Linked DNA regions of Homo sapiens: all the other regions are linked to region 1. The links are chromatin contacts, found by Hi-C or POLR2A ChIA-PET in ENCODE. All regions are on one chromosome and are shown on one strand. Each heading gives the region's core, a stretch centred on a gene start or an enhancer-like site at or near the end of the contact. The rest is flanking DNA. Distances are from core to core; before and after follow the strand shown.

Region 1 (4,366 bases), core at 278-2,777:
GCACAGGGCTCAGGTAGAATTCAACGTTGTCAATATGCAGGGTTAAATGAGTTGTTTACTTTACAAAAGTGACATCTTAAATGTGCTTCTAATGTCCTCTTGTTTCATAATATGCTTGTATTATAATACTTAATTAGTCTCTACGGATGACCACGTTCTTAGTTTCAAAGGTTTTTTTGAGGTTCCTGCAGCTGCTAAACTTGGGGTTCCTGAAGTAATATTTCATTTTCGAAAGCTGTTTTTTTTCTTAGACTCCTCTTACAGAATTGCCAGCTCGTCTGCACAGCCTGTCTATTTGAACCTACGTTTATTTTGACCCACCCCAACCCCCAAAGCAGGTGGCCAGGAAAAAATAAAAGGTCCCAACACCTTTTCTTTTGTTTTCTGGATCTCCTCCTTTCCGGAAGCAGGGGGTCAGTGACAGGAACTTTTCGACCCCAGCTTAGTGTCTCTTAATCCCTCTTTAGCCCGTGGAAGCCTCGGAAGGCGTGGCCAGGGCAGGGCATCCAAGCCGAGCGCCGGGGGTTGGCACCGTCTCTCTCCCTGGCACGGCGGAGACAACTGAATACTGAAAGACAAAACCAACACACCGCGAGGAATGAGCCACGCCTCCATCCACGCCACAAAGGCACGTTTCCAAGATCTTTTTAGGATCTTACCCATGTTTTGCAGGGAAAAGCGACACAGACCTGAAGCGCCTTCAGGTTTTTTTTTTTTTTTTTTTTTTTTTTAAGACGACGTCTCCCTCTGTTGCCCAGGCTGGAGTGCAAAGGCGCGATCTTGGCTCACAACCGCCGCCTCCTGGGTTCAAGCGATTCTCCTGCCTCAGCCTCTCGAGTAGCTGGGACTACAGGCACCCGTCACCACGCCCGGCTAATTTTTGTATTTTTAGTAGAGACGGGGTTTCACCATATTTCCCAGTCTGGTCTCGAACTCCTGACCTCAGGTGATCCACCCGTCTCGGCCTCCCAAAGCGTTGGGATTACAGGTGTGAGCCAACGCGCCCTGCCAGCCTTCAGTTATTTTAATGAAGCGATTTTGTACAAATCAGCCAGAGGGAGGGAGAGTGGGAGGGAAGAGGAGGGGTCAGCCAGTCCTTCCAGTTAGGAGAGTCCCGGCTCACTCACTGCTTCTAACTCACTGCTCACTCACCGCTTCTTAGCTTAGGAATCACCTACAATAACCTCGTGTCACTGTATCTTGTGATTTCAAACAAGGAACCCTAAAAACCTGAAGGCACACTGGGTGCCGCTCAACAATAAGGCTCGGCTGCCAAGACGAAAAAAAAATTGCCCTTTCTCCTCCTGCCACCCTGGAGGTGCCAGGTTGTAATCTGCAAATGTATTGTCTGGCCCTTAGGGCTTGACAGTTAATGATTGGTCGCTGAAGGAGCCGAGCGGAGGAGCGAGAGGGACGCGAGCAAGCGAGCGAGGGAGGGAGCGCAGGGCCAGAGCGGAGCCCCAGCCGGCCGCACAGGCACCGCCTCCCGTCTTCCGGGACCCGGCACTTCGGGGGTTTTGGGCGCCGGAGACGCGCAAGGGCGCCGATGGAGGCAGACTCGCCAGCGGGCCCCGGCGCCCCAGAGCCCCTCGCGGAGGGAGCGGCGGCCGAGTTCTCCAGCCTGCTGCGCAGGATAAAAGGCAAACTCTTCACCTGGTGAGTGGAAGGGGCGTGCTGCAGCTCCGCTGGGGCGTGGGGGCGGCTGCGGGCCCTGCGCGCACGTGGACAAGGAGCACACTCTCTGAGGCCCCCAGCAGGGAGGCAGAGGTGGCGGCCGCACGGACTTCGGTTCGGGGCTCAACACGCACACCAGGTATGGTGCGCTTCACCTGGCGTCGGGAAGCACTTGGTGCGTCTCCCTCGGCTCCCGTTTCGAAATCGTGGCGATGTATTTTGGAGGATTTGGGGGGAAACCCACCCTGTGGCACTATTAGGTCGGTCCTCTGGGGCGTTCCGCGGTGGAGGGACGAGGTCCCCGGGGATGCTGTGAAGGAGGAGTGCCCACCTCGGGCTGGGCAGGTGGGTGAGCGCCACTTCCTGGCGCCGGCGCCCTCATTCCATCTGCTGCCGAGCCAGCCAGACTGGGCGCGGTGATTCAAGAGTTGACCGAAGTGAGAAATCCTGGTTAAGTTTTGTGCTGCTGCCGGGTGGGAGACCAGAGCCGGCTCTCTCTTCCTGGGCCTGAGCGAGGTGATATAGCCACCCCCAGGGCTGGGGTCCAGGGAAGCCTGTTTGTGGTATCACTATGCTCTGTGCGAAGTAGGGACAAATGTTTTTAAGGAGTGGGCAGCGACTCTAGAAAGCGTTTCTGTGGTTGCTGGAGGACTTGCACTCTGGAAATGAGAGAACCCAGGACCTAAATAGTGAAAGACATTTATTGGGCACTCGCTCTGTGTCAGGTACTGTGCATAACAATTTATATGGATAATATCAGCTAATCCTCACCACTTTAGGAGATGGTACTATTGTTATATCCACTTTGCCGCTGGAGAAACAAAGAAGGCTAAGCAATTTGCCCAAGGCCACAAGATGATCTTTAAGGGGTGATGCGTTCAAGCCGTAGTCTAAACAGCGTTGGCCACTGACAACTCATGAAACAGATATTTGATTTTTTTTTCATATTAACAAAGCGAATTTCCCTTTAACGATTGTGAAAGATAGTCCTGAAAAGCCATACCATTTTAAAAACGAGATCGATAAAGGTGTAAGCATTTTTTATCATATAAATAGTTTGAAATTGATGCATGTGTTTAAAGGGGAAAGTTGGCCGAAAACCACCTTGTAGCATCCAGTTGTGTATGTCCTGATACATTTGTTAAAAGTTCTCAGCTGGGAGGCAATTCAGTGTAATGGCTAAGGGCACTCACATTCTGGACTCAAATCCTGGCTGGGTGACCTTGGACAAGTCAGTTCTCTGTGCTCCAGTTCCCTCCCTTCCCTCCCTCTCTCCCTCTCTCCTTCCTTCCTTCCCTCTCTCTCCTTCCTTCCTTCCTTCCCTCTCTCCTTCCTTCGTTCCCTCTCTCCTTCCTTCCGTCCTTCCTTCCACAAGTCAGTTATCTGTACTCCAGTTCCCTCCCTCCCTCCCTCCCTCCTTCTTTGTTCCTTCCTTCCGTCCGTGTCCGTCCGTCTTGGACAAGTCACTTAACTTCTCTGTGCTCCAGTCTCCCTCCCTCCCTTCCTTCCTCCCTTCCTTCCTCCCTTCCTTCTGCTGGGTGACCTTGGACAAATCAGTTCTCTGTGCTCCAGTTCCCTCCCTCCGCCCCTCCCTTCCTTCCTGCCTTCCTTCCTTCCTGGACAAGTCACTTCTCTGTGCTTCAGTCTCCCTCCCTCCCTTCCTTCTTGGACAAGTCACTTAACTTCTCTGTGCTCCAGTCTCCTTCCCTCTTTTCCCTCCCTCCCTCCCTCCCTTCCTTCCTTCCCTCCCTCCCTTCCTTCCTTCCTGCCTTCCTTCCTTCCTTCCTGGACAAGTCACTTCTCTGTGCTCCGGTCTCCCTCTCTCCCTCCCTCCCTCCCTTCTTGGACAAGTCACTTAACTTCTCTGTGCTCCAGTCTCCCTCCCTCTTTTCTCTCCCTCCCTCCCTCCCTCCTGACGGAGTCTCATTCTGTCACCTTCCTTCCTGACAGAGTCTCATTCTGTCACCCAGGCCTGAGTGCAGAGGCTCTATCTCAGCTAACTGCAACCTCAACCTTTCGGGTTCAAGCGATTATCCTGCCTCAGCCTCCGAAGTAGCTGGGATTACAGATGTATACCACCACGCCAGGCTAATTTTTTCATGCTTTTAGTAGAGATGGGGTTTCCCCATGTTGACCAGGCTGGTCTTGAACTCCTGACCTCAAGTGATGCACCCACCTCCGCCTCCCAAAGTAGTGGGATTACAGGCGTGAGCCACCGCGCCCAGCCTGTGCTCCAGTTTTCTTATTTGTAAAATGGAGATAATAACAGTACCTACCTTGTAGTGCTGTTACAAGGTTACTATGCAGGAAAGGGCAGACAGAGCCTGGCTCCTTTCAGTGCTCTATATGGGTTAGTTGTCACCATTAGCTCTCTATTCTTGGGTGATGGGAACATTTGGTGATTGCTTCAGGAGATGCCAGTGGCCTTGAGGCTGGGGCAGATGATATGGCAAGATGTATGTTTAACAAGATGTGATAAGAATTAACAATGATTTTCTTTTCTTTTCTTCTTCTTCTTTTTTTTTTTTTTTTTTGAGACAGAGTTTTGCTCTTGTTGCCCAGGCTGGAGTGCAGCGGCACGATCATGGCTCACTGCAACCTCTGCCTCCCGGGTTCAAGTGATTCTCCTGCCTCAGCCTCCTGAGTAGCTAGGATTACAGGCGCCTGCCACCATGCCCGGCTAATTTTTAAT
Region 2 (4,420 bases), core at 1,503-4,002, 640 kb before region 1:
ATTAGCTGGCCTTCATATGTAGTGTATAAGTACACTGTACTATGTTGGAAAAGGCTCTCTGCCATGGCCCTTGAACTTCTCTGATCATTCTTGCTGTTCTGCCACTCCAATGTCCAGCTCTTTATCAGTCCATTTCTCTGGGCGGTGTTTGTAGCAAGCAACGTTTGAGGGATGAGATAACATCTCCCCACCTTCAAAGAGCAGGCTTAATTCTGTGTAGCCTAAAAGAGGCAAATTCCTTTAGCTCAGTGCTCCTCTCTTGTAATGCAACCCACTTCAGGCATCCATCATAGTCTGTGTGCACTGTCCCCACAGGGCTTGGGAGGCTTAGGAACAAAAAGCAAACCAACATAAAGCTCTGGCTACTGCTTTTGCAGTGAATAATAAAGTTCTTTGATACAGGAGTGTTGTATCTTTTGACAGCATCCATGAAACAGTAACAGGCCAACTTGTTAGTTTGTAAGTGGGATAAAATCCTAGACCATGCAGTTCTTGAGGCCCATATTTTAACACCTATACGCTATTTACATTGCCTCTTAGTCTTTCTTCTCCACTAAACTACAGGCACTTTGAAGTCAAAATACAATATCTAAAATATGGTGGGCATTTAATAAATATGTGTTGAATGAATGAAATTTGATTAATGATAAAGAGTCTGGTCAAAGCACTGGTTGCTCTGAAGAGATATACTCTTTGGAGACAGGTTAAGATGAGAAAGAAAACAGGTTGGTGCAGGCTTAGTATTGCTAAACGCTAGTGTGTTCAGGTACAATTATATGGCTTCCCTGACGTGTTCTCAAAAAAAAAAAAATACTGGGTGTTAACCCAAATGTTATGTAATTTATTAGGCCATGTTTTACTATAATCCAGTACCGGCTAAACCTCAGATTATTTCTCTGGAAATTGTTTTAAGTCAGATTTTGAAAGAGTGTGAGCAAAATGTGTTCCATACAATTTTTTTAAGCGATAGTTGGAACAGAGCAAAGCTTTCTATTTAAAGCAAGGAGACATCCCCACAAAATAAAATTTATCAGTGAAAGTAATACCAAGTAATGTTACACTTTAGCCCTAAAATTTACCGGCAACTGACTACCAGTTCCTGAAACCTTTCCAAAGTACAAAGAATACTGTCCATAACCACTGCTTAGCATTACTAAAATAGGTCAAGAGAAGTGTGAAAATGTGGGAAAGATTTTGCCCTGGTAAAACTTGGTCACAGCAAGAATGCTGAGTAGCACGGTTAAAGCCGTGAGGCGGACAAAGGCTTGTCCAGTGCCTGGCTCTGATGTTTTGGGCATTAAGTTCCCCCAAGAGGGTGCAGAAATCCTGTGTCCATTCTGGGGTGTGAGTTCCTTCTGGATCATTCAGCCAGAGGAGAATCTTTATTGGCTTTAAATAAATTCAGATCTATTAACAATCCATTAACAAATTTGTATCCATTAACAAATTGGATAAAATGATCAAAAAAGAGAGGCAGATAGTAACCTTGACAATCTCTTCCTGGATCCAGCGTTCATCTTCTGAGGAGTGGTGGAGGTGGCTGAGACCAACCACGCACCACCACCCCTTCTCCCACTTCGATTACAGAGGCTTTGAGGTAAAGCTCGCACAAGGGCTCAAGGCAAGGCCTGGTCTTCTGCCACCCCAGTGCCCAGCTCCTCACTCTGGGCTTGGCCCAAACTCCGTGGATGTTCTGTAAACACCTGCTGGAAGAAGAGGAGTGCGGGAGGAAGCGGGGAAAGGGATGTGTGGGGTGGGGGGATCACGGTTCTGTGAGGGAGGCTGCTAAGCAGAAAAGCAACAAAACCGGCCACAAGAGAACGGTGCTGCTGTGAACAGAGGGCTGTGAGGGAGGGCGGGGGGCGTGACCTTGGCGCTCATCTTGTAAACTCGGAGACATTCCTTGGGAAAAGATATTTCCCTAAACTACATCGATCTTGGGGCCGGACCCTTTCATCGTCCCACAACAATCACCACCGGGTCTACGTCCTTTAAAAACACCTGAGCGGCGGACCCGGTGGCTCATGCCTGTAATCCCGGCACTTTGGGAAGCCGAGGCGGGCGGATTGCTTGAAACCAGGAGTTCAAGACCACCTTGGGCAACATAGGGAGACCCCGTCTCTACAAATAGTAATAGTAATAATAATAATAATAATAATAATAATAATAATAATAATAAATTAAATTAGCCAGCGTGGTGTCGTGTGCCTACAGTCAGTCCCAGCTACTCGGGAGGCTGAGGCGGGAGGATCTCCTGAGCCCACGAGTTCCAGGCTGCAGTGAGCTGTGGTCGCGCCATTGCACTCCAGCCTAGGCGACAGAGCCAGCCCCCTTGTCTGTATAAAAACAGAGAAAGAAAAGAGAAGAAAGAAGGAAAGGAAGGAAGAAAAAGAAAGGGAAAGACCACTGGAAGTGGAGGCCAGGCGTGCCTGAAGCCTTGGCAATCAACAGCCAGCGCACACTCGCAGCCTCGGTCTCTGGGCGGGCCTCTCCACCCCTTTCCTCCACGGGGCCTATGGGGCTGCGGGGAGGAAGGGGCGCACCCATCGTCGACCCCTACAGGGCGCGCAGTGGGTGATTGCGGCACTGGCTCGCGTTCCCGCCCGAGGGAGACGAGGCGGGACAGCGGGCGGGAAAGGGAGCCTGCGCCGCAATCTTTCCCGCCCGAAAGACCCGCCCCGCGGTGGGCCCCAGTCCCCGCCCGGTCCGCGGCGCTGCCGGCCCCTCCTCGCCGCCGCGGAGCTGGACCGCAGTTGTGCCCCGCCGACCATGCGCCGCCTCCCGCGGGCCCTGCTGCTGCAGCTGCGCCTCGCCCTGCTGGTGGCCGCGGGGGCCCCGGAGGTGCTGGTCAGCGCGCCGCGGAGCCTGGTGTGGGGGCCCGGGCTGCAGGCGGCCGTCGTCCTGCCGGTCCGCTATTTCTACCTGCAGGCGGTCAACTCGGAGGGCCAGAACCTCACTCGCTCTCCCGCAGGTAGTGTCCAGCCGCCGGCCTCCCTCGTCCCGCGGCCGGGTCCCCGCGCGTCCCCGCCGCCCGGGAGTCCGCCCGCGGCCTGCGTGGCGTCCCTCCCCGGCGTGTGTCGCCCCTTTTTGGGTCTGGTCAGCTCCTCTTCCCTCCTCCCGCCCATACTCAAAGCGGGCAAAAATCACCACGAAAGTTTGTGGAATGAATGAATGAATGAACTTGAAGGGCCCTTCCGCATTTAATGTGCAGGGACTGATGTTGCGAATGGACGGCGCCCGGGCGTTACAAGGAGTGTGCCGTGAGTCACACGTTGCCTTCCATCTCGGACTTAGTTGTCTGAACTGTGAGGGATTGCAGGGAGCGCTTTCCAGTGGTGAGTCATCAAGCCGACGGATCGCGTCGGATTACATGGCTTAGGCCTGGTGGGTTTGGAGCAACGAAATCCTACGCAGAGGAAATGTCAGAGCCGTAGGAAGGAGGAGGGGTTTACGTGTTAGTTTTTTGTTTCCTTTTTAGTTCTGAGTTTTTGAAAGCAGATTACAGGAACTAGGGAAACTCAGTAGAAATCATTCGGTTTTCCCTCCACGGAGGGTGAGATGGATCTCGTCCTGAATCCCTTTCTGCCCGGTCCTCCTCCCACGTTGTCCTTCACGTCTTAACCTTTGCAACTTCTTAAAACTTGTCCTGCTGGTTTCACGCTGTTGTCAGTCAGGATTTGCTAATGTATAATTTGGGGCTCTGGCCAACTAGCACCTTGTTGTATCAGCGAAGAGACAATTAGAATAAACCAGTGCCTCTGCCCCTGCTAGTCCAGCTGGGAACATAGCTGCCAGAAGTGTGTCCCAACTTGGGAAAGGGGTAAGGGGGTCTTGACAGCTGGGCAAAGCAGAGAATTTAGGAACCAAACATAATTCACTTTTAGATTTAATGATTTTTAAAATTTCATTCATTCAAGAAATACTTCTTTGATGTCTACTTCTGTGTTTGGTAATTCTGCTGGGAATCTAAGGATGAAAAGACAATGCCTGACCATCAAGGAACTTACAGTCTGTTGGTCAAAGACATGCAAATAACTGATCACTGTACAAGATAATTGAAGGTATGTACAGAGTGCAGTGGCAACATTGAAGCACTGCCAGAGACTGGAGAAATCCAGGAAGATTTCAGGAGCAGAGACTTGAAGGATGAGAAGGTTTGCTGGGCAGGCATATAGAAGGACGCCATGGCATGTGCAGAAGCACAGAGGCGTAGGAGACCGTGGTGTTCGGGAAAATAAGTACTGTAATTTAATGATACTGAGCGGAAAAGCCTGGTTGATTGTAGCCTCTGGTCTTCAAGCGCCTTGAATGCCAAGCAAATGACTTTATAACTAGATAAAAGAGAGCCACTGGAGAAATTTGAGCTGAGGCAAGAATCTGCCTCTCCCTTAACTACCTCAGTGGCTTGTTTTCTACATTT
Region 3 (4,386 bases), core at 66-2,565, 810 kb before region 1:
CTCAGCCTCCCGAGTAGCTGGGATTACAGGCACCCACCACTAGGCCCAGCTAATTTTTTTGTATTTTTAGTAGAGGCGGGGTTTCACCATGTTGGTCAGGCTGGTCTCGAACTCCTGACCTCAAGATCTCTGTTGTTTTAAGCCGCCAAGTTTGTGGTAATTTGTTACAATGGCAACCTTAGTTACAAGAATGTTCCATCTGTTAAATCCCTGATTGTACTGCACTAGAAGGGGGCTGAGAAGCTGAAAGATGTGGGTGAAGACCAACAAACATGGGATTTAGGGAAAGGGAAAAGAGGAATTGACAGACCTGTGGAGTCTGGAGGTTGGGGGAAGAAGTCAGGAGGTCAAAGTGATCATTACAGGTATACTCATCTGGGAACACCAGCTACAATGTGGGGATGATAGGTGACAGAAACAGACCAGCGGTCCAGCTTTTCTAGGCCAATTCTTGGATGGGGACATGAAGCCTGTGGAGAAAATGAGGTGGCCACAGGAAGGAGCATAGATGATGTTGAGGGATGCAGTCTGGCTTCATGGTTAAAAGCAAAGGCTTTGGGATTAGAAAGACATGGATCTAGCTTCCAATTCCACACCACCTACTAAGCGTGAAAGATTCGGACAAGTTTCATTCCTCTTAGAACCTCAATTATCTCATCTGTTAAATAGGATTATTAATATCCATACCTCAGATCAAGTCAAACAATTACTGTAAGCACATGGTGAGTGCTTAAAAATGTAGGTGTCATTATTACCACTATTGTCATCAGTATTATTAATATGAATATGACTGTAGCTATTACAGCATTAGTCTCCCTACCCTTAGGTACGGCCGCATTTCTATTATTTTTTTAGGAACAGTGTGGCAAGCAGAAGAGTGGCCAGAACGGTGCAGAGGTTTGAGCTGTGGCACCCGGCGTGACCTCTCATTCCCGGCCGGGTCCCGGTGACAGATCCGCCGCCTCCACTCTGCAACTCCTCGCCGCAGTGAGACGCTGCCCCGCTGCTGGCCGGCCCGAGCCCCCTCCCCAGCGCCGGCCTCACCTTTTCATAGTTCTGCATGAGGCGGCTGATACTCTCGCGCTCGACCTGCCATTCGGGTTTCTTCAGTTGCTTCCTCAACTGCTTCTTTTTGTTCTGCCTATGGCTGTGTTTTTTCTTCCAGCGATTGAAGCTCCGCACCGGGTCGGGTCGGGCTCCCGAACCCGGAGAGTTGGCCGTTTTGCCCATTGCGGCGGCGGCGGCGACAGCTCGGATCAACCCCAGACACGAGACACCTAAGGCCAGACTCACGGAACCAGCATGGGACAAACGCACAGAGGCGCATGCGCGAACTCAGAAGCCCGCCCCCGAGCTTTTGAAACCGGGGCACGCGCCAATGACGTCAGGAAAAGGAGGGCTGTGATTGGCGAATTGGCTCCTGCTGGGAGGGGCAGCCTGGGGAAACGGGGGCGCAGCACTCCACGGAAGGGGGCGAGCTGAGCCGAGCCGGGAGCACGCCGGCTCTTTAAAAAAAAACGCATGCGCACTGTTGTTGTTACTATGGTGACGTCATACACTGACCCTTTAAGGGCTATTAACACATTTGCTCCAGGTTCAACTTTGCTAAGCGTTCGTGAGTATGTGTGTAAACACATACAATCTGTGAATGAAAATTGTGACCCTCGTTTTGCACTTTTCGGGCCAACGAGCCAAAAGATTTGCCCAGAAGTAAACAGCTAGTTAGTGACTTCTGATTTCCATCCATGGTGGTTGTACTTCCTCAGGAATAAAAATGAATATTCTATATTCTTCTTATGCCCCTCTGGGTTTTCCTTTTCCTCTGGGCCCCTCAGACTCTAGCTGCAACAGCAAGGAAACTGGAACGGAATCAAATTGAATTTGCCTTAAAATGCTTTTATGGAGACAAAATGATAACTAAACGTAAGGAGGTAGGTAATAGAGGCCGGGCACGGTGGCTCACGCCTGTAATTCCAGCAATTTGGGAGGTCGAGGTGGGTGGATCACCTGAGGTCAGGAGGTCGAGACCAGCCTGGCCAATATGGTGATGCCCTGTCTCTGCTAAAAATACAAAAATTAGCCAGGCGTGGTGGTGCACACCTATAATCCTAGCTACTTGGGAGGCTGAGGCAGGAGAATCGCTTGAACCCCGGGGGCGGAGGTTATAGTGAGCCAAGATCGCCCCACTTCACCACAGCCTGGGTGAAAGAGTGAAACTCCGTCAAAAAAAAAAAAAAAAGGAGGTAATAGAAAAGTTATTGCAAGTTGGACATTTAAGTGAACTGGCTTTCAATGAATTGAATTTTTTGACACATTTACCTACAGCCTCCAGGAAAACACCGGATGTGGGTGGGAGAGCTTAGCTGTAGCAAAGGAGATTGGAAAATTGAGTTCAAAGTTCACAGGCAGAATTTTGGGCTCTCAAATTTCCTTTCCAACCCCACATATCCAGATCACTACTCTCAACTCTATGCCCATCCTCCAAACAAGACATGGCTTATTGGAAGGGAGTGAGGACAGGAGGTGAACAAGAGAATTTCCACACTCAGGAACACTAGATGTGGTAGACAGTAAAGCTCAATAAGGAGTGATTACATGAAAGTGTATATACATCCTCAAAAAATTAAAAATAGAACTCCACGTGAGCCAGCAATTTCACTTCTGGGTATGCATAGCCAAAATAATCGAAAGCAGGGTCTCAGATATTTGCATACCGTGTTCACCACAGCACTATAGCTAAAATGTGGAAGCAACCCAGGTGTCTATCAACTGATGAATGAGTAAACAAAACATAATATGTACCTAAAATGGAATATTATTCAGCCTTCATAAAGAAGGAATTTCTGACACATGCCACAACGTGGATAAACTTTAAGAATATTAAGCTAAGTGAAATAAGCCAGTCACAAAAGGACAAATACTATATATGGTTCTATTTATATGAGAAACTTAGAGTTGTCAAAATAATAGAGAAAGTAGACTTGTGGTTGCCAGGGACTCAGGCAACCAGGGGGTTACTGTTTAATCAGTGCAGAGTTCCAGTTTGGTAAGATGAAAAGAGTTCTGCAGATTGGTTGCACAACAATGAGAATGTAATTAATGCAACTGAATTGTATACTTACAAATGGCTAAAATGGTAAATTTTATGTGATGTGTATTTTACTACATATGTATACCACATATGCATACCTACAGAACGATAAGGCCCTCAGCTATAACTCACTTTTTTCCTAAAACTGTAGGAGTCAGGCATATATGCGCCCCAGGCAAGAAACTGGAAGGTTCAACTCTAGGAAAACTGAATGTCCAAGAGAAAGACCTCAATAACATCTAGGGGCCAGGCACGGTGGCTCATAGCTATAATCCCAGCACTTTCTGAGGCCAAGGTGGGAGGATTGCTTGAACCCGGAAGTTCGAGACCAGCCTGGGCAACATAGTGAGACCTTGCCTGTACCAAAATTCAAAAAAATTAGCCGAGCTTGGTTGCACACACCTGTAGTCCCAGAAACTAGGGGGCCAAGGCAGGAAGTTCACTTGAGCCTACAGAAGTCAAGGCTGCAGTAAGCCCTGATACTGCCACTGCACTCCAGGCTGGGTGACAGAGCCAGACTCTGTCTCAAAAAAAAAAAAACAAAAACAAAAACAAAAAGAGAGAGAAAGAAAAAAGACATTTTGGCAGCAGCCAAATAAATGACAACTCACTAACCACCCCATTGCTCTTTAGTGAAACTTATCAGTTAATAAGCCCTCCATTCACTCATTTCTACTCAGCCTTATTCTTAAATATGGGCGAATAACCAAAGACCAACAAATATTTTAGGAAATCCTTTAACTTAAAAGTTGTAAGCCAAAATTAGTAAACTAATGCAGAGAGCAAAATAGGCCTTCAAAAAAAAATCACTATCAATATTCTTAGGAAAATAAGGCCTCATATCCAAGAAATAAAAACAGGGAATACTCAGAGAACAAAACAAAACTCTTCATAGAAGTCATTTTGTTTGTTAAATAAACCAAATTGTTAACATACGATAGTGGAAAATTCAAATTTTAGTCACAAGAACTCAATATCACATTCCAAAGTCATTAGGATTTAATAATTTGTGATGAAAATAGTTCATATATTGATCACTTAAAGTGACAGCTTTATGATGGTTTCTATGCTTAGTTGCTCCAATACCTTCTTTTCTGTAGAAATGACCCCTAGATAGGCTTCCAATTGTGATATTGAGGACATTAAATATGTTTTAACACATTTTAAGACTATATTCTCCACTGCCAACCAATATTCACAAAGATCCTAAAGAACTAAAAAAAAAAAAAAAAAAAAAAAAATTTGGAAATGCGCCTGGTAACTATGGCTATTGATACAAATAGAGGCAATACTCC
Region 4 (4,700 bases), core at 1,597-4,096, 610 kb before region 1:
GAGGTCCCTCTGGCCTCCTTTAGGACCACTGCAGGACCTGTGCCTTTGACCCACACCCACTCCTCATGTGTGACATTGTGGTTTTCTACTACATGACATATTTTCCACAATTATAAAAGATTCCATGCTCACATCCGGGAGACAGCCTTGGAGTCCCCTATTGTTGGAGTTTGCTCCAGTGCCAAAGCAGAGAGGAAAGAAATGGCATATAATTGTGACTCTTCTCCCTAGGCAAAATGGCATGTAATTGTGACTCTTCTCCCTCGGCACTACAGATATTTCCCCTTTCCTCATGCCAATTCATTTTTGTTTCCTTATCTCTTGTCTTCACATGGTTTATAAAGAAAAATCTTTGCCTTGTAAGTGGAAAGCAAGAATATTAATTTCATAAATATAATATGATATATTGTATAATAGTAGTAAGACAAAGAAGAGAGAAAAAGAAGAGGAAGAGAATAAGTGGAGAGGGGAAGAGAGAAGGAAGGAAGGAACGATTTCTGTGAAACCACCCAGAAGTTCTTCTGAGTTCTGCGTCTTAGTAAACTGTTCCTAGATTTAAGCAGGTACATATAAATGAATAAACCTAACACTTGACAGTTTCTAGTCTTAATGATCCCTTGTGGCTACTTTAAAGAAAGATACTTTTAAAGAACTGAACAATTTTTACATGTATTAGAGCAATAAGAAAATGTTCTAGCCTGTTATGTAGAAATTGCTGAATTCTTGTGGATCAGGTTAGAGGTAACATAAGTACTCAACAGTAACTATTGTAAATACTTTTTAAAATAATTCAGATAAGCACTACATTAAAAATATGCAGTTTATTAGGTTGATGCAAAAGTAATCGCGGTTTTTGCCATTATGTTTAATTATGTATGTTTAATGACAAAAACCGCAATTACTTTTGCACCAACCTAATAAAAATAATATCTAAACAGCAGTATACCTTAAATTTATTTTTATATTTCATCCAGTACATTTAGGAATTTTTGTTCTAAATTATTTACTGGCTTAGTTTTGCAGTTTTTTAATTTAAAATTTTTAAATTGTGGTAAAATATACATAAATTTATCCTTCTAACTAGTTTCAATTGTACAATTCAGTGGACTTAAGTACATTCACATTGTTGTGTAATTTTGAATTTAATTTTTTTTTTTTTTTAGAGGGAATCTTGCTGTGTTGCCAGGCTGAAGTGCAATGGCGCTATCTCGGCTCACTGCAACCAACCTCTGCCTCCCGGGTTCTATCAATTCTCCTGCCTCAGCTTCCTGAGTAGCTGGGACTACAGGCAGCGCGCCACCAGGAGATTGAGACCATCCTGGCTAACACAGTAAAACCCCGTCTCTACTAAACATACAAAAAATTAGCCGGGTATCATGGAGGGCGCCTGTAGTCCCAGCTACTTGGGAGGCTGGGCTAATTTTTGTATTTTTAGTAGAGAGGGGGTTTCACCATGTTGTCCAGGCTGGTCTTGAACTCCTGACCTCAAGTGATCCGCCCACCTCAGCCTCCCAAAGTGCTGGGATTACAGGTGTGAGCCACCACACCTGGCCTGAATTTAAATTTTTTAACCCAGTTTCTATTAGATTGAAAATTAAGATATACATAATGTTTCCATGACTATATTTTTACAGTTTATTGTTCATAACTACTGTGTATTAATGCATCAAGGCAACTACATAAAGAGGAACTGAAGCTCACCCCTTGCTTATGATTGTGATGATTTTAAAGAACTCTGGAAGTTCAGTGAGTCACTGAATTAACCTACCAAGAATTTTTTCTGTACAAATGTTTTCATTATACAGGGAAATTTCTCTTCAGGTGTTTCTTTTCCCTCCTTAAAAGTTTATCTTCCTTACAAACAAATTATATTCCATGCATGAACATAGGACGAACATAGCAAAACTGGGCAGTTCTGAACAAGATTTTTTCACATTGCAATAATCTGTGACCAACTAAAGCACTGCCAAAGTGTCAGACTCAGAATTCAAGCAAGTCAGACTTGCTTTAGATAAGCAGTGCTTGCATTATTTAAGGTCATTTGAAAACTCATTCAAGAGGTCGTCTGTTTTCACTTAAAGCAGTTTAGCTTAACCAGCTGAAGAGCTTACATTTAGAAATAACATTGGACTGCAAGTCACGTATTCTTTGACCTTGAGCAAGACCTGTCAAATAGCTAGAAGGATCAGTTGTCTCATTTTCAAATGAATAAATTAAACTAATTAAATAGGCCGGGCGCGGTGGTTCACGCCTGTAATCCTAGCACTTTGGGAGGCCAAGGCGGGAGATGGGGTAGGGGGGGATCGCTGGAGCCCAGGAGTTCAAGACCAGCCTGGACAACATGGAGAAACCCTGTCGCCACTATTAATAAAAATAGAAAAATGAGCCTGGCGTGGTGGTGCACTCCTACGGTCCCAGCTACTCGGGAGGCTGACGTGGGAGAATCACCTGAGCCAGGGGAGTTCCAGGCTGCAGTGAGCCGAGATCGCGCCACTGCACTCCAGCCTCGGCCACAGATTGAGACCCTATCTCAAGAAAAATTTTACAAAAATTAATAGAAAATATTTCATTATATTTCTCAACATCTTTAAGGTTCTTGGTTGAAATGACTGGGCTTTATTATATACTAAGCCCAACTTCGTAGACAATCACTTTGCTTTCCCTTCCAAAATCCTTTGCCTCAAAGCCACTGACAATCGAAAGCGGGCTTCTAACAGAACCAGCAGCCTTCACAAGCGGTTGGTCTATATCCCCTGCACTTTGTCAGAGCGCGAATAGAGGAAAGGCGGGGCCTAGAAGGCGGGGCTAGGAGGGCAATGGGGCGGGACAGAACGGATTGAGTTACGTCATTTCCGCCTGCGACGTTACCTAGGAGTCCAGCGGCGCCCGGGCCAGCAGCGATTGGTAGGTGAAGGGAATAGTGTCCCTTCTCTCAGCGCGTACTACTGTTCCGGTAGCCTTTGTGCCCACTGGTTTGAGCCTTCGTTGTTTCAAGGCCCTAAAGAACCCATACCCTTGATACCATTCCCCATCCGCCCCTCTTAAGGACGTTTCATTCCTCTAAAGCCCTCCCAGCGAGGCCTCCAGCTGGTTTACAGTCCTGCCCGGGAGTAACCCCTTCCTCAGAGCTCCTTTCCTCGCCCTCGGTGAAGTTGCGTCGGGCTGGTTGACAAGTCCTTACTGCTCATACTGCGCCTTCACAGATCCCCACACCCCAATCCTCCGCAAAGATATTACTCCGTCCACCTTCCCGCTGACCGGGAAGTACACATTAATCTTCCTTAGATTTTTCCTCATTTCTTTCCTTTGCCCCCTCCCATTTGTTTTACGTCTTTTCAGTTTTTTTAGAGATGGAAAAGGGAAACGCGTTTTTAAAGAATAGGTTAGTTTTTCTTCTCCTGCCCCTAGCATCAAGGACCACAGGTAAAAAGGAAAAGCGAAATTACGAAACTTATAAAGGCCACGCGAATCATTTGTTTATTCAATAAATTTAGTAGAGGAAACAAAATAGGACGTATACAGGTTCCAATTCAAGCAAAGTAAAGATTGTTTGCTGCTTTAAAAGTGAAACCAAGAATCCAAACACGTCTTGTGGGCTTTTTTCCACGAAGCGTAAAAATAAATAAGTGAAAACATCATCTATTATGATAAAAAATTTTATTGATTAGGGATATAATAAGCTTGGAAAATACTTATCTGTGAATCTACAAGTGGCACATGGGTGTAGTAAAATACTTCATTGCCTGAGCAGTTGTTTGATAGTACATTTTATTTGGTTAGTTTTTTGTTGTTGTTTGTTTTTGAGAAGGCATCTCGCTGTGTTGCCCAGGCTGAGTGCAGTGGCGTGATCTCAGTTCACTGCAACCTCTGCCTCCTGGGTTCAAGTTATTCTCCTGCCTCAGCCTTCCGAGTAGCTGTGACTGCAAGTGTGCGCCACCACACCCAGTTTATTTTTGTATTTTTACTAGAGACAGGGTTTCACCATATTGGCCAGGCTGGTCTCAAACCCCTGACTTAAGGTGATCTGCCCACCTTGGCCTCCCAAAATGTTAGGATTACAGGCCTGAGCCACCAGACCCGGCCTGGTAGTACATTTTAGTATCTTAAAACTTATGAAGGGTTTTCACAATGGTTATTTTATCTGGAGCATCATAATAACCATATAAAGTCGATCTTATTTCTTATCTAAAGCCAGCAACGGTCCCACCCTCCTTTCTGCTCCAGATGGTGTCCTCTTACACCTACTCAAAGGTTTTACCATTTAACTTATCCCTTTTTTTGCCCCTTTAAGTTCTCCGTCACTTTAATTTCTCCCTCACTACTGGATGGTACATTTTAACATGCTTTAGAATCTGTCGTTTTTTGTTGTTGTTGTTGTTTTTTTTTTTTTTTAGACCGAGTTTCACTCTTGTTGCCCAGGCTGGAGTAGTGGCATGATCTCGACTCACCGCAACCTCCGCCTGCCAGGTTCAAGCAATTCTCCTGCCTCAGCCTTCCTGAGTAGCTGGGATTACAGGCATGCGCCACCACACCCAGCTAATTTTGTATTTTTAGTAGAGACGGGATTTCTCCATTTTGGTCAGGCTGGTCTCAAACTCCCAACCTCAGATGATCCGCCCACCTTGGCCTCCCAAAGTGCTGGGATTACAGGCGTGAGCCACCGCGCCCAGCCTTTTTTTTTTAAAAAAAAACCTTTAATC
Region 5 (4,715 bases), core at 1,696-4,195, 730 kb before region 1:
ACACTCAAAGTTCTCAACTCAGCTTCTGCTCCTCATCCTTCCTTTGCTATCTTAGGGTTTTGGCAACCATTTTTAAGCAGACAACTTCCCAGTCTACTTCTCCATCCCTGTTTCAAGAACTTGAGTCCCACATTTCTCATTTTAAATTGCCATGTGGATGAATTGCAGGTACCTCAAACTGCTTGTGCCAAAAACTGAACACCTGATTTCTTGACAAACCTTGTTTCTCATACTATCAAATAGACTGGTCTCCTTTTAGACATCTCTCTTGAGATCTTGCATCATCTTTGCGTCTCTGTCTTTCTTAATCCTCCTTTTTAATGAGTTATCAAATCCAGCCAATATCTTTGGAATTCCACCCTCTTTTTCTACTCTCACTTACATTGCCTTTGGTTGGGTCCTCTTTCCCTTTCTCCTGCATCAGCATTCCAACACAATGGTTTCCTTGATGCCATCTTCACTCTACTCTTCTTGTCTACTGCTATCAGAGTAATCTACCCAAAGTTCAATTTTTTTTTTTGACAGAGTCTCACTCTGTTGCCCAGGCTGGAGTGCAGTGGTGTGATCTCGGCTCACTGCAACCTCCGCCTCCCGGGTTCAAGCGATTCTCCTGCCTCAGCCTCCCGAGTAGCTGGGACTACAGGTGCACATGCTGGGCTAATTTTTTGTATTTTTAGTAGAGGCGGGGTTTCACTGTGTTAGCCAGGATGGTCTCAATCTCCTGACCTCGTGATCTGCCCGCCTCCGCCTCCCAAAGTGCTGGGGCTACAGATGTGAGCCACTGTGCCCGGCCTTAAGTTCAATTTTAACTGTATCATTATCACCCTCAAAACCTGTATTAGCTCCTCAGTGCTTACACAATGAAGTCTAGATTTCATCACATGGCATTCATAGTCAGAGCTCAGCCTACCTTTCAGCTCACTGTGCTCTGAGCACTAGCCCAGTGTTTCTAAACCTCTTTCTCACTACTGTCCCCACAATGCACCTTTTTAGAACTTTTTTCACAATCACCTCCCTTGTGCAATGTTAATACTTCAGATATACTGTGTATCTGTGTATCATGTGTAGATTTGTGCTTTCTACATAAAAAGAGGAAGATTTTACCCCTGTGGAGACTACATGCTCTGCCAAAACAGATCACTTAACAATCCATGAACATGCTCCAGTGTTTTCTAGCTTCCAAGCTTTTGTTCAGTCTGGCCATTAAAGAGGTTGAGGGAATATGAGAAGATTCCTAGACTGTACTTCTGCTATTCAGCACGCTGATCCCCTTGCCTAGAATAGACTCACACATCTCCTCCCACCACCCCCTATTTCTTCCTCTTGAAATCTGACTCTTCATGCAGCAACCTAAATACCGTATCCTCTCTCCATCCACTCAGTTGGCACTAACTTTTCTGTGTGCTCATGGAATTTTCTTTATTCCTCTATTATGTTCTTTTTTACATAGTCATCTTTCTATTTGTGTATCTCTCCCACTGGATTACAAACTTTCTAAAGACAAGGACTGTGTTGTTCACAGTGTGTGATGCCTTCATGTAATAGGCACCAGGATACGTTGGTTGAAATCAGTTCACTGATATACTGGAAACAGTGTAAAATCCCACCAGTGACCATATTGAAAAGTCCCATGTGTATGCTGAATAAATGAACACACTAGAAAAACTGGACACCATATACAAGACATACTCCCAAAACAGGATCATTAATACAGACACTATTTATAAAGGAGTTCTGTATTGTGTACACCATGGGTGAACAAAATTGGTTCCTGGTTCACACAAATAACAGACACCCACAGAAAGTTATCTGAATGGCTAGCTGCCTAGGCATGTTTTAAATAATGATGATCAAATGGGGTAGCCCAGAGAACAAAACACAAGTGGCAATTTTTGATATCATGTTCTTGTACAGATACAAAATTTTAATTGGGTTTATGTGCCATGAAAAGAAATGATATATGTAGAAGTACATTTTATATGTTAGTAATCATCACCACCATCTTCAAAATGACCAAATTAAGGCTATGGGGCAGGAAAGTCAATCTGACAGAGTTATTTTTGGGTAGGAAGTGAAGCCAAGATAAAAACATGTTTTCTGTAAAAGCCTTGATAATTAAAAAAAAAGTATATATGTGAATATCTTTATAAGTTTCTATTATTCTTCATTGCATTGTGGAACAATTGACTTTCTAGGAAAGCTATTTCTGTGGCTTCATAGGATTACCATTTGCTTTCACCAGAGGATTAGGTATTTTTAAATGGCATGTGTATTACTTCTCTGAGTTTATTAAGATGATAATAAAATCTTACAGAAAACTTCTAACAGGTGTTTTCTACAGTCCTTTGCTTCTGGGCTGTCTTCTCCTAAAATACCATAAACGGTTTTGTTTGTTTGTTTGTTTGTTTCTAAAGTCTAAGAATGACTTTTGTGGGACAGTGGAGGTGGGGGTGTCTGTGGGATGAGAGGCTTGGCAAATAATTCGTTTCCAAGGATACACTAATTTCCGCCCTTCAGCCAGGTTCATCCACAGTCAGTAGTGTAATTGAGTTTAGTTCTTCCTGGTCTTTCAGATAAGTAACCCTTTTGCCAGTTACAAACCCTACTTGCAATTCTATTTTCTATGGGCTCTTAATTATTGAAAGGGAGGATTAGTCATGAATCTCCTTTTTCACTCCTTTACTAATCAAGCTCAAGTTCTGCGAGCAAACAGCAACAGCAAAAGCAAATACTTTGGCGCCAACACTTAGCCTTGCCTCACTTAAGAGGCAGAATTATGTAGGCTTGTTTGCTTAACAACTCAGATAGGGGGCGGGGAGGGTGACCGGAGGGGACGAGGGAGGGGACGAGGGACGGGACGAGACGAGGGAGGGGACGAGGGAGGGGACAAGGGAGGGCCCGCCCCCTTGGAACGGGATTGGTTCCCTCTCTCCCTTTAGCCGTTCACTTTGCATCTCGGTTGGACAGGTTGAGAGAAACATGTCATTAAGGTATTGTCAATATGAGCCCTTCAGGTGTGGGCGTTCCCTAGGTTTGTGGTTTTAGACTTTCAAAGGGGCGGACTTATTATTGGCTGTGGGATCAAGTTCGTGAAACTGGTCTTGTACAGGTTGAAAAATGCCTTCCTAACAGGAGGCGCCAAGGAGCTTAAGTGTAACTCACACACAGTAAAGAAAATGACGAAAGTTCCTCCGGCGTTTGATTTCAGTTTCTTAAATGACGAAGAGGCCAGGAAGATCCTTCAGGTGCTGGAAAGGAATGAGGAGTTACAGAGGGCCGAGAAGGACAGGATCAGGTACAGAGCAAATTCATTTCTTTTGTCCTGGGCCTGGGTCCCGCAGGGGCCGGGGATCCGCGGGGAAGGCGCTGAGCTCGCGCGGGGCACCTGCCCGGGGGTGCTCCGAGCGGCTGCTGCGGAGGCTGCGGGTCGGGAAGAGAAAACTGCGCGGAGTTGCTCCCTGAAGGACTTTGGGATGCTTAGTTGGTACCCTCTCCACCCACCACATACCAGACGGGCTCGGCTGCGGGTCTGGGGTCGGGCAGGGTGGGGGGGTCCGTGCGCTGCGGGGGCCGCGCAGTGACGCTGTGCTGTGCCGGGTGTCTGCTGGGCCATCGCGGGGCGTGGGCCGTTTCAGGCAATGAAATGCGGCGGGGGCGCGATCTGGAGAGGAATCCTGGCTGCTGCTCACTCCGCGGCCCGCGCGCACCCACGTGCTCGCACGGGTCCGACAGAGCTTCCACCCTCGCCTAACGCAGTTTTCCCTCGGCACCAGAGGCGAATCTCCCCACCCAATGCGGGCAGTCAGCGAAGCACGGGAGAGCCGGCACCTCACGGGAGGCGAAAGGTCCCCACCCCAAGGGTAGGAGCTCGAGGAATTTGTCAAATAGAGGCTTATGTGGGCGAATGGGACTTGGACACACGGGGTTGGCTGGAATGGGTGGGTCTTCTTGTGCGTGGTGCTGTGGGGAGCGAGTTTCTGAGAAATTTCATCCTTGACCTTACTATACACTGTTGTAGGTGAGGGATTAGTTACTAAAGAATGAAATCCAGAGACACAGATAATTACCCAGGATGTACATTAACCAGTTTTTCTGCTGGGGAAGTGTGGGATAAGTGCTGGAATGAATTAAAGGGACTCTCTCGCCAATATTGGAATATATCCATCTAAGTCCTTCTCTAGATAACTGTGGAAGGGAATTCAGGACATCACTCTCAGACCACACTGTGTGCCATTGATTGGAATTTAGCAAGTCATTTTGTTTTATGATCAACTGCTTGCTAATGCGAGTTCCAGGTTCCCAATTCTTTCTAGAATTGCCTGTCCCCCACCGCCGACAAAAGAAACCCTCCAGGGACCCTCTTCAAATTGGAAAATCTAGTTGGTCTTTGTAGAAAGAATTAGAATACACTAAGCCCAATGCCCTGACTTCACCCTTCTCCCCTAAACATGACTCTTTGAGGGATGAAGGAATATTTGAGGTTGGGGAATATGGATTTCATACCATCTGCCTTGAGAAAAAGTGGCTTTATCATTCCCCTCCCCTGAACAGTGTAGAAAGTGTGCCTTCAGGAGAACAGTATGCCACACCCACACACACCCACGTGCATAATGTACCTACACATATGCACATGCACCGCACAAGGCACACCCAACTTTCAGAAGAAGAATTTCAGAACTGCACGGAATTTCAGTGCATATTCCAAAGGCACTAAG

Evidence for each region. A loop is a pair of places that touch in the nucleus more often than their neighbours do. ChIA-PET counts read pairs that join two places held with the same protein, here RNA polymerase II (POLR2A). Pooled maps may share reads with other maps.
Region 2: a loop to region 1 is called in a pooled map, with 13 times the contacts of the local background. The contact joins the promoter of POGLUT3 here to the promoter of SLC35F2 in region 1. A Hi-C loop is called at or near these places in 1 of 168 maps with a recorded cell type or tissue (naive thymus-derived CD4-positive, alpha-beta T cell) and 8 of 50 pooled maps. POLR2A ChIA-PET finds 5 or more read pairs at or near these places in 1 of 52 experiments (OCI-LY7).
Region 3: a map of B cell shows a loop between it and region 1 (15-fold over the local background). The contact joins the promoter of DDX10 here to the promoter of SLC35F2 in region 1. A Hi-C loop is called at or near these places in 3 of 168 maps with a recorded cell type or tissue (B cell, OCI-LY7 and naive thymus-derived CD4-positive, alpha-beta T cell), 10 of 37 single-sample maps with no recorded cell type and 13 of 50 pooled maps. POLR2A ChIA-PET finds 5 or more read pairs at or near these places in 3 of 52 experiments (BJ, activated naive CD4-positive, alpha-beta T cell and endothelial cell of umbilical vein).
Region 4: a map of OCI-LY7 shows a loop between it and region 1 (4-fold over the local background). The contact joins the promoter of C11orf65 here to the promoter of SLC35F2 in region 1. A Hi-C loop is called at or near these places in 2 of 168 maps with a recorded cell type or tissue (OCI-LY7 and naive thymus-derived CD4-positive, alpha-beta T cell), 2 of 37 single-sample maps with no recorded cell type and 13 of 50 pooled maps.
Region 5: a loop to region 1 is called in a map of naive thymus-derived CD4-positive, alpha-beta T cell, with 11 times the contacts of the local background. The contact joins the promoter of EXPH5 here to the promoter of SLC35F2 in region 1. A Hi-C loop is called at or near these places in 2 of 168 maps with a recorded cell type or tissue (CD4-positive, alpha-beta memory T cell and naive thymus-derived CD4-positive, alpha-beta T cell) and 9 of 50 pooled maps. POLR2A ChIA-PET finds 5 or more read pairs at or near these places in 2 of 52 experiments (K562 and activated T-cell).

What each region holds. Positions count from the first base shown.
Region 1 is chr11:107,855,948-107,860,313 of GRCh38, reverse strand. It overlaps SLC35F2 (solute carrier family 35 member F2), which reads left to right and starts at 1,527. Exons shown (of 8, transcript NM_017515.5): 1 at 1,527-1,656. The coding sequence starts at 1,547. LOC124902746 (a long non-coding RNA gene) reads right to left here and starts at 1,084. Exons shown (of 2, transcript XR_007062876.1): 1 at 660-1,084; 2 at 1-568. RefSeq lists a silencer at 1,402-1,711 and an enhancer at 1,932-2,001.
Region 2 is chr11:108,496,716-108,501,135 of GRCh38, reverse strand. It overlaps POGLUT3 (protein O-glucosyltransferase 3), which reads left to right and starts at 2,752. Exons shown (of 8, transcript NM_153705.5): 1 at 2,752-2,971. The coding sequence starts at 2,770. It overlaps LOC112267909 (a long non-coding RNA gene), which reads right to left and starts at 2,075. Exons shown (of 3, transcript XR_007062880.1): 1 at 1,486-2,075. RefSeq lists a silencer at 2,600-3,119.
Region 3 is chr11:108,661,998-108,666,383 of GRCh38, reverse strand. DDX10 (DEAD-box helicase 10) reads right to left here and starts at 1,315. Exons shown (of 18, transcript NM_004398.4): 1 at 1,045-1,315. The coding sequence starts at 1,230.
Region 4 is chr11:108,465,675-108,470,374 of GRCh38, reverse strand. C11orf65 (chromosome 11 open reading frame 65) reads left to right here and starts at 2,846. Exons shown (of 9, transcript NM_152587.5): 1 at 2,846-2,904. RefSeq lists a cis regulatory region at 2,762, enhancers at 2,690-2,834, 2,775-3,627 and a silencer at 4,659-4,700.
Region 5 is chr11:108,591,998-108,596,712 of GRCh38, reverse strand. EXPH5 (exophilin 5) reads left to right here and starts at 2,945. Exons shown (of 6, transcript NM_015065.3): 1 at 2,945-3,295. The coding sequence starts at 3,177. RefSeq lists silencers at 2,759-3,058, 3,079-3,128, 3,409-3,468.